Linked DNA regions of Homo sapiens: region 1 is linked to region 2. The links are chromatin contacts, found by Hi-C or POLR2A ChIA-PET in ENCODE. All regions are on one chromosome and are shown on one strand. The core of a region is the stretch at or near the end of the contact, and the rest is flanking DNA. Distances in the headings are between cores, read along the strand shown. Region 1 has its middle 55 kb from the start of LINC01845. Region 2 has its middle 23 kb from the start of TTC1.

The links. A loop is a pair of places that touch in the nucleus more often than their neighbours do. ChIA-PET counts read pairs that join two places held with the same protein, here RNA polymerase II (POLR2A). Pooled maps may share reads with other maps.
Region 1: a pooled map shows a loop between it and region 2 (4-fold over the local background). The contact joins two enhancer-like sites. A Hi-C loop is called at or near these places in 1 of 168 maps with a recorded cell type or tissue (left ventricle myocardium superior) and 6 of 50 pooled maps. POLR2A ChIA-PET finds 5 or more read pairs at or near these places in 2 of 52 experiments (T-cell and activated CD8-positive, alpha-beta memory T cell).

The regions. Positions count from the first base shown.
Region 1 is chr5:159,409,549-159,413,692 of GRCh38, forward strand. No RefSeq gene overlaps it. Among named protein-coding and RNA genes, the nearest start is that of LINC01845, 55 kb to the right of the region's middle. Within about 2 kb of position 2,848, at least 2 of the 41 ENCODE cell types and tissues checked have a DNase peak (open chromatin) inside an H3K27ac peak, as active enhancers do.
Region 2 is chr5:159,984,365-159,988,686 of GRCh38, forward strand. It overlaps a transcript of ADRA1B not described here. Among named protein-coding and RNA genes, the nearest start is that of TTC1, 23 kb to the right of the region's middle. Within about 2 kb of position 2,932, at least 5 of the 41 ENCODE cell types and tissues checked have a DNase peak (open chromatin) inside an H3K27ac peak, as active enhancers do.

The DNA.
Region 1 (4,144 bases), core at 1,598-4,097, 570 kb before region 2:
CAGCCGAGGCTGAGGCAGGTGAATCGCTTGAGCTCAGGAGTTTCAGACCAGCCTGGGCAACATGGTGAAACCTTGTCTCTACAAAAAACACAAAAATTAGCTGGGTGTGGTGATGCATACCTATAGTCCCAGCTACTTGGGAGGCTAGATGAGAGGATCACTTGAGCCAGGAGGTCGAGGCTGCAGTGAGCCAAGATGGTGCCATTGCACTCCAGCCTGGGTGAAAGAGTGAGACACTGTCTCAAAAAAAAAAAAAAAAAAGTGGTATATGCACAAAATGGAATATTATTCAGGCTTAAAAACAAGGGAAATTCTGACCTGCTACAACACGAACATGTTAAGTGAAATATGCCAGTCACTAAAAGACAAATACTGTATGATTTCACTTATATGAGGTAGCTAGAAAAGTCAAATTCATAGAGACTGAAAGTAGAACGGTGGTTAGAAGGGGCTGTGGGGAGGGAGGAATGAGTAGTTGTTGTTTAATGAGTGTAGACTTTCAGTTTTGCCAGATAAAAAGAGTTCTGGAGATTGGTTGCACAATAATGTGAATGTACTTAACATTACTTAAATGTATGCTTAAAGTGGCTAATGGTTAAGATGGTACATTTTGTGTTAAGCGTTTATGTTATGCGCAGCTAATTTTTGTACTTTTTATAGAGACGGGGTTTTACCATGTTGCCTAGGCTGGTCTTGAACTCCTGGACTCAAGCCTCCAAAAATGCTGGGATTACAGGTGTGAGCCACTGCGCCAGGCCCTGTTACTTGTTTTTAATTAAAAAATTCCAGCTCCATCACTTACTGATGGTGTGACTTGGTCAATTAATCCCTCTAGGCATGAGTTTTCTCATTTATAAAAGGAAGACAATATCTCATAGCTGTTCTGAAAACAGACTTCAGTGCTGTCTGCTTCCAATCTTACTTTGCATAATTTGGAATCTCAGGCTCCCCAGGCACACAGCTTAAAGAACCTTTCAGTGAATCCCAATTGAGTTGTCCTTGTACCTAGTACATAGTAGATGCTCAGTGAACATTTGTTGACTTGCTGGCTGACTGAATCCACTTATGTAGATATGATCTAAAAGGAAGCATATGTGTAGGGAGCTATGTGCCTAGTACATAGTAGGCATTCCATAAATGTTTATTGGACAGATGAATGTGTACACACCTGACCACAAACTGTGGCAAAACAACTTGCTTGCTCCAAAATGCACACATTTTTTCCCCCACGTTGTACCGTAATGGTTGCTTTAGAAAACAAACTGAAATCCCTACTGACTGAGTCTCATGTTAGCACTGTTGCTAGAAAAAAAAAAAAACACCCCAGATTTCCACAAGTATTGTAGTTTAAACAATGCAAAGTTATTCTCTTACAGTTCTGTGGGTCTGACATGGTCTCACTGGGCTAAAATCAAGGTGTCAGCAGGGGTATGTGCCTTCTGAAAGCTCTAGGGGAGGATCTCTTTCCTTGCGCATTCAGGTCGCTGGCAAAATTCATTTCCTCTGGTTGTAGGACTGAGATGTTGTTTCCTTGCTGGCTATCACTGAGGGACATTCCCAGCTTCTAGAGGCCACCCGAATTCCTTGACTCACGCCCAATTCTGCCATCTTCAAAGTCAGAAACTCTTCTTTCCTCTCACCTCTCTGACTCATTTTTAAGGAAACTGACCCCGTTTTTAAGGACTCGTGGTTGGATTAGGCTGTCCTGGGTAATGCGGGATAATCTCAGAGTACTTAACCTTAATCTCATTTGCACAGTCCCCTTTGCTATGTCGTAACATATTCAAAGATTCTGGGGATTAGGTCATGGATATATTTGGAGGGGTTATTATTCTACCTATTGCAGCATCCATTATCACTTTAGAATGGAATGGTTTCTCAGAACAGGCAGTTGTCTGTCTCCCAGCAAAGAGCTCCAGAAAACTAGGCCAATGAAAGGGAAATTTGGATGAAGGCAAGAGAGGTGAGGCACTGGCAGTAAATGTGATGGCAGGCCTGCAAGGGATGCTACAGAAAGAGGTTCCTGGTTTCATGGAATCCAGGTTATTAAAAGAAGAAATATTCACAAATGCCAGGAAAGTTAAATTTCATGTCTCTTACAATTTCCCTTCAGATCAGTTCTGCCAAAGATAAAGCGATCTTCACCTCTGTGAAAAACAGTAATTCCTTTCTCCATGATGTTCATGATTTGGTTGATGGGTTATTGGTTCATCGCTGCAATTATAATTGAAGGACATTGTCTTTGCTGGTTTGGTGAAGCTTCCAGATGTTATTAGAAGGGGTGTTCCTTTAAGCTCACCCAGCATTCTCTCACTTATAGCTGGGCATTAGCTATACAAGAGCTATTTGGTCTCTGAGAGCAAAGGTTCAGCCACTAAGGAAGGACCTGGTGTCCAACGTAGGCCTTTAGATTATTTCTGGAGCTTGTCTCCAGGGCCTAAGAGGTGACTCTGGCAGGACACCATCTGTTTCAACCCTATTTTTTTTCTTCTTTCTGCCTCGGCAATCCTCTTTTTTTCTTTTTCTTCCTTTGTCTCTTCTCTCCTTTCTAGTGTTCTGATGTTTTAGGATCAAAATAATGAAAAAGAATAGAAACCATTTCAACTCAGAAAATAATTCAAAGATGGGAAAAAGGTGTGTACCAAATTCATTGCTCTAATCATTTCTGTTCTGATAAAAGGAGTTTACAGCAAAGGAATAACTTTTCTGTGTCTCTGAGGCTTTGGAAAAACAAGGCATCAAGAAGCTTTGGGGTGTGGTGGGTGTGGTGGGGCAGCCTACTGCTTGTTGAGGTAATGCAAACTAAGGAGAAAGAGGTGTTAGCTTCCTCCGAGGCCAGGGCGTTTTAGGCTGCAGGTAAACCATGGATGTGGTTCTACAGATGTTGCCACAACAGGAAGACAAAATCTCACAGCTAACAGAGGTCACAGCTTTTGGAAACAGTGGTTGCGACACAGAGGAAACTCCCCCTCCCAGCCCTACCCCAAGCACATCCTTGCTTCTCTCAGTCACGCCAGTTACACCAACAGGGGCAGCTCTGGGGAGGACATTTGGAAAATAGTCAAGAGAGGGTGAAACCGCTGGCATGATGTCACCAACAAGAGGCTACCCCCTGGGGAAACCTAACAGGAAAAAGGTAGTTGAGCCAGGAAAAGCCACCAGACCCTTTCTCTTGGCTTGAGGCATCATATACATTTGAATAATAATCAAATTAACAATGTAATATGACTGTTTAGCAACAATGATGTGCTAATCATGGTTTTACATGGATTATCTTTAGTCATTAAATTCTCTACATCCTAGAGATGCGGAAATTGAGAATGAGAGAGGTTATGAGAGCTTTGAAAGGCCACAGAGCATGTGTTGTGGCTGAGATTCAAGCCCAGCTTTACTGATTTTAAAGCTTGTCTTCTCTTTCCCTCCCTTGCTTCCTTTTTTTTTTTTTCAATTTTCTTTCTTGCTTCATGTGCTTTTTTTTTAAAGAAATAAAATGTTACCCCCTCATCGATAATCCCTTTGTGTCTCTGCTGTCTGCCCTGTCCCACCCGCCTGCCATCCTTGCCAGCAGCAGCCTCTCAATTGAGGTTAGAGTTTCTCTCCCACCCTTCATTATGCATGTTCATGGCTATAAACAATCAGTATGCATGTTTTAAAAATTTACGTATATGAGAAAGAGCTTAAAGTATTAATTTACGGAGAAAAAAATACAAATGGCTATTAACCATCAGAAAAGATTCATTAAAAAAAGAGTAATAAAAATTCAAACCACATTGAAGCTGGGTGCAGTGGTGCATTCCTGTAGCCCTAGCTACTTAGGAGGCTGAGGTGGGAGGGCGGCTTGAACCCAGGAGTTAGAGGCCAGCCTGGGTAACACAGTGAGACTCCGTCTCTAAAAAAAAAAAAAAAAAAAAAAATTCACTAAAAAAACCCCCTTCACATTGAGATAGCATTTCAAAAATCTGCCAAATCGGTCCATACCCAAGATTTGATAACAGTGTATAGAAGCGGCTGAGGGAAAGACGCACTTAAACTTTGATTGTGGTGAGTAAACTGGTATAATCTCTGTAGAGGGCAATTTGACAACATATAACAAAAATGCAAATGCACAAATCTAGGTGTGGTGGCTCATGCCTATAGTCCTGGT
Region 2 (4,322 bases), core at 1,682-4,181:
CCTGATTGCACAAAATAAAAAATCCTAGAGCATTCTTGACTTCTGTCTGACCCTTAAACCCCACATCAAGCATCAGAAGCTGCCCAGAATCCATCTATTTTGCACCACCTCCACTGCCACCACCACTGCATCTTCTCCAGCCTGAACAACTGCAGTTGCCTCCTAACTAACCTCTGTGCTTCCACCTCAGAAAACTGTCAATTTGCAGCTCCTCCCCAGCTACCAGAATGATCTCTTTGAAAAGTAAATGAGGCCGGACGTGGTAGCTCACGCCTGTAATCCTAGCACTTTGAGAGGCCGAGGTGGGTGGATCACCTGAGGTCAGGAGTTTGAGGCCAACCTGGCCAACATGGCGATACCCCATCCCTACTAAAAATACAAAAAAAAAAAAAAAATTAGCCAGGCATGGTGGCGAGTGTCTACAATCCCAGCTACTTGGGAGGCTGAGGCAGGAGAATTGCTTGAACCTGGGGGGCAGAGGTTACAGTGAGGATCAGGCCACATCACTCCAGCCTAGGCAAAAGAGCAAAACTCTATCTCAAAAAAAAAAAAAAGAAAAGAAAAGTAAATGAGACTATGCCTCTGCTGGAACCCTCCAGTGATTTCCCATCACAATAAAATCCACACTTTGCAATGGTCTGCCCCTCTCTGATTGCTCTCCCACCTCCTCTTCCGACACTACCCCCTCCCTCACTCCACTTCAGCCACATGGGTCCCCTTAATGAACACACCAGGGACAGTCCCTTCTTAGGGCCTTTGCTCTTGCTGTTTCCTCTGCCTGTGCTCATTCCAGATATTTACAGGTTTCACACCCTTCAGGACTCAATAAGTGACCCCCTAAAAGAGGCCCTGATTACCCATTCTAAAACAGATCATCTGTCACTCTGCAGCTCTTTACCTGGTTTTACCTTTTAATTATCACATGTAATGAACTGATCTATTATTTATTTCTTTATGGGTTATCTCCTCCATTGGAATATGAAATCCACCTTAGCAAGTACTTTAATTACTTTGGTTACTTCTGGATTCCTGTATCAGGGAATAATAACTGGCACACAGCAGGCACTCCTTAAATACTTATTGAATGAATGAATGATGTCTTAATATCTGGTCTCTGGCCAGGCCCCAAGTAGTAGCATGCTAAAGCTGACTTGTACCGGCTCAGAGCAGTTTATAAGCATCTCTGTTCAACTTTGTGTTCAGTGACATTGTACCAACAGCTTGAAATATGCTGATGGGAATATGTACACCACAGAAATTGACAAACACTACACATCAGGGCTCCTTTTTCTTTTCTTTTTTGTAGAGCTATTTACCAGCACACCAAAGGGTCTGGAAAAGGACTGGAAATAATCTTGGAAGAAACTCTTTCCTCAAAGGACTCTGGATCACTGAGAGGCCAAGCAGTGCTGCCTCTGGGACCTGGTGACAAAGCCTGATCCTGCATTGCGAAGAGGAGCATTCTGCTTGGAACAAGGCACTGTGGGACCTGAAGGGAAGAGAGTTCCGTCTAGCCCTTGAGGCTTTGCAACTTTGGGAGGGCTGGGACATAGCATAGCCCTGAAGGAGAAGGAGAGCTCACAGAAGCACCAGAAGCATCAGCAGCAGTGACTACTCTTTAATGCAACTTGCTGAAAGCAGTTATTAAGAAGGTGGTGGGAAGAAAGGAACCCACAGGGCCCCCAGAAATATCTAGGGAGCCTTTTTAAGAGGGCCTGAGTTTCACAGGTGAGGACTAATAGACAGATTTTCTTTTAAGAGACAATGCTCACCCAGGCTGGTATGCAGTGACACAGTCATAGTTCACTGCAGCCTCGAACTCCTGGCTCAAGGGATCCTCTCACCTCGGCCTCCCAAGTAGCTGGGACTACAGGTGCATGCCACCATGATCTTCTAATCTTTAAAATTTGTAGAGACAGAGCCCCACTATGTTGCCTAGGCATATCTCAAACTACTGGCCTCAAGTGATCCTCCTGCCTTGGCCTCCCAAAGCACTGGGATTACAGGTGTAAGCCAGTATATCCAACCTAGACAGAAAATATTGATTATTCACACTCACGTGACCTAATTTGCACCCTCTGACTTGTGAGACTAGAGAGAGTCATCTTGGAAAAGAGGTGTGTGCTCTGAGGCTGGCTCTTTTATTTGAACCGACAGCTTTTAGTACCAAGAGCTGGAGCTGTGATTCTCAAACTCAGAGAGGAGAAGAATCACTCAGTGAGCTGATTAAAAATACCGACTCACAGTCACCTCCAGCCCCGTCTAACGGATTTAGCAGATAGAAATAAGACCCAGTAATCTGCGTTTTAAAGAAATGATACAGTTGGTCCATGGACCAGATATTGAGAAGCATTGCACAGATGGTCAGTGACTCAGGAGGGCTCGATTTACGATCTATCCACTTTACGATGGGTTTTTGGAGACGTTAGCCCCATCGTAATTCCAGGGGCATGGGTGATCCAGCTTACATTGCCGGGTAAGGGCTAGGTTTTACTCCCCCCTCAACGGCGCCTACTGTCTTAACAGGGTCCACTTTGCTAAACACCGAGTTGGAAAAGCAGCTTCCTCTCTTTCCCAATCTCTGATGGTGCTGCTTCCAGGTGTAACTTCTACCTGCCCTCTGCCTTAAGGGTCCCTAGAACCCAGGATGGCTCCAGAGAAAGTAAGCTTGTCATCGACCCGTCACTTCCCAGGTGGTTAACGTCCACACCCTGCCCCCAGCGGCGGGGGAGCCGGGCCTACGGGCTAAAGGACGGTGTTGTAAGAAGCTGGACGAGCCCGGTTCCAGAAACCAAACAGCAGTTGTTATCATGCCTTTTAAATCACGCGTAGAGGTTTCAGTTTCTTCCTCTGCAGGCCCGTAAATATTTGCCTTCGGGTTTCTGTGTTTTCTGCCGTTGCCAGGAGCTCCGATCCTCCTGCGGCGGGGGCGCCCAGGTGCGCGGGTCTCTCCTGCGGGCTCAGCGGGCCGGCGCCGCGGCGTCTCCAGCAGAGCGCAGCAAAGAAGACGAAGCCTCCTGGGGCCTTTCCTCGCCGCCTGGAGCGGGGCATCCTTCCTCCTTACGTGCAGAGACTGGGAAGCAGCTCTTTAGACACTGCAGTGACCGAGCCCGCTCCACGCCCCTTTCCCCTGAGCAGGTGCTTGACGTGGGGCAAGCTCGGCGTTGAGGTGGACCCGCGCGCCACCCGCTGGCCAACGCGCCTAAGCGACAGGAGTGCAAAGAAACGAGGCTGCTTGGCAATTCAGCTGGTGCGGCCCTGCGGCACTTCCCTTATTCCTTCATAGATGCAGTCAGATATTCTAGAATTCTAGGTTAGGAATGCTTTAACCTGGGGTCCGTGCGCTGGCTTCAGGGAATCTGGGAGCTCTCTAAAATGCTATAAACAATGTAATATTTTTCTGGAAAAGGGGTGCACACTTTTCATGAGTCTGACTAATTTTATATGGTCTATGGACCAAGTGCCAGGCAATGTGCAAGCCATTGGTGGTAAGTAGTGATCAAGCAGACGTGTCGCTTCTCCTCGTGGACTTTGTAGTCTTTGTGGTAGGCTGAAGAATGCCCCCCCTCGGCCGGCCGCCCAAAATATGTTCACATCCTAATCCCTGGAACCTGTGAATGTTACCCGTTATGGCAAAGGGGACTTTGCAGATCTAATCAAGTTAAGGATCGTGAGATGGGGGGATTAGCCTGGATTATCCTGGTGGGCCTGATATCACAAGGGGTCTTATAAGAGGAACACAAAAGGAAACAGACAGAAGACAATGTGACAACAGAAGCAGGAGAACAAAGGGACGGACATTTTAAGATGCCACACTGCTGACTTTGAAGATGGGAGACTTTGAAGATGGGGAAAGGAGGCCGTGAGCCAAAGGATGTGGGCAGACTCTGAAAGCTTGAAAGGTCAAGGAAACAGCTTCTCCCCAGGAGCCTCGGGAAAGAATCCCACTGCTGACACCTTGACTTTAGCCCAGTAAAACTGACTGTAGACTTCTGACCTCCAGAACTGCAAGAGAATCAATATGTTTGTTGCTTTATGCCACTATTTTGTAATGCTTTGTTACAGCAGCTTTAGGAAGCTAATATGCATCTCAGCAGGTGTCAGACTCTAAAAGTGGTAAGAGACCACAGTCCTTTACAATGCTGAGATTCTCTGTATCACTGGCCCTTCCCCTCTCCAGGAGGAGACAACCAAGAGACAGAAAGTCCAACTGACACTACAGAAGTAGATTTACTGAACTCACCCATGCCATAGAGGTACGTCTACACCTGAGTCTCTTTCCTAGAGAGTTTCAGAACTAGTTAGGGAGATAAAATTCAAAT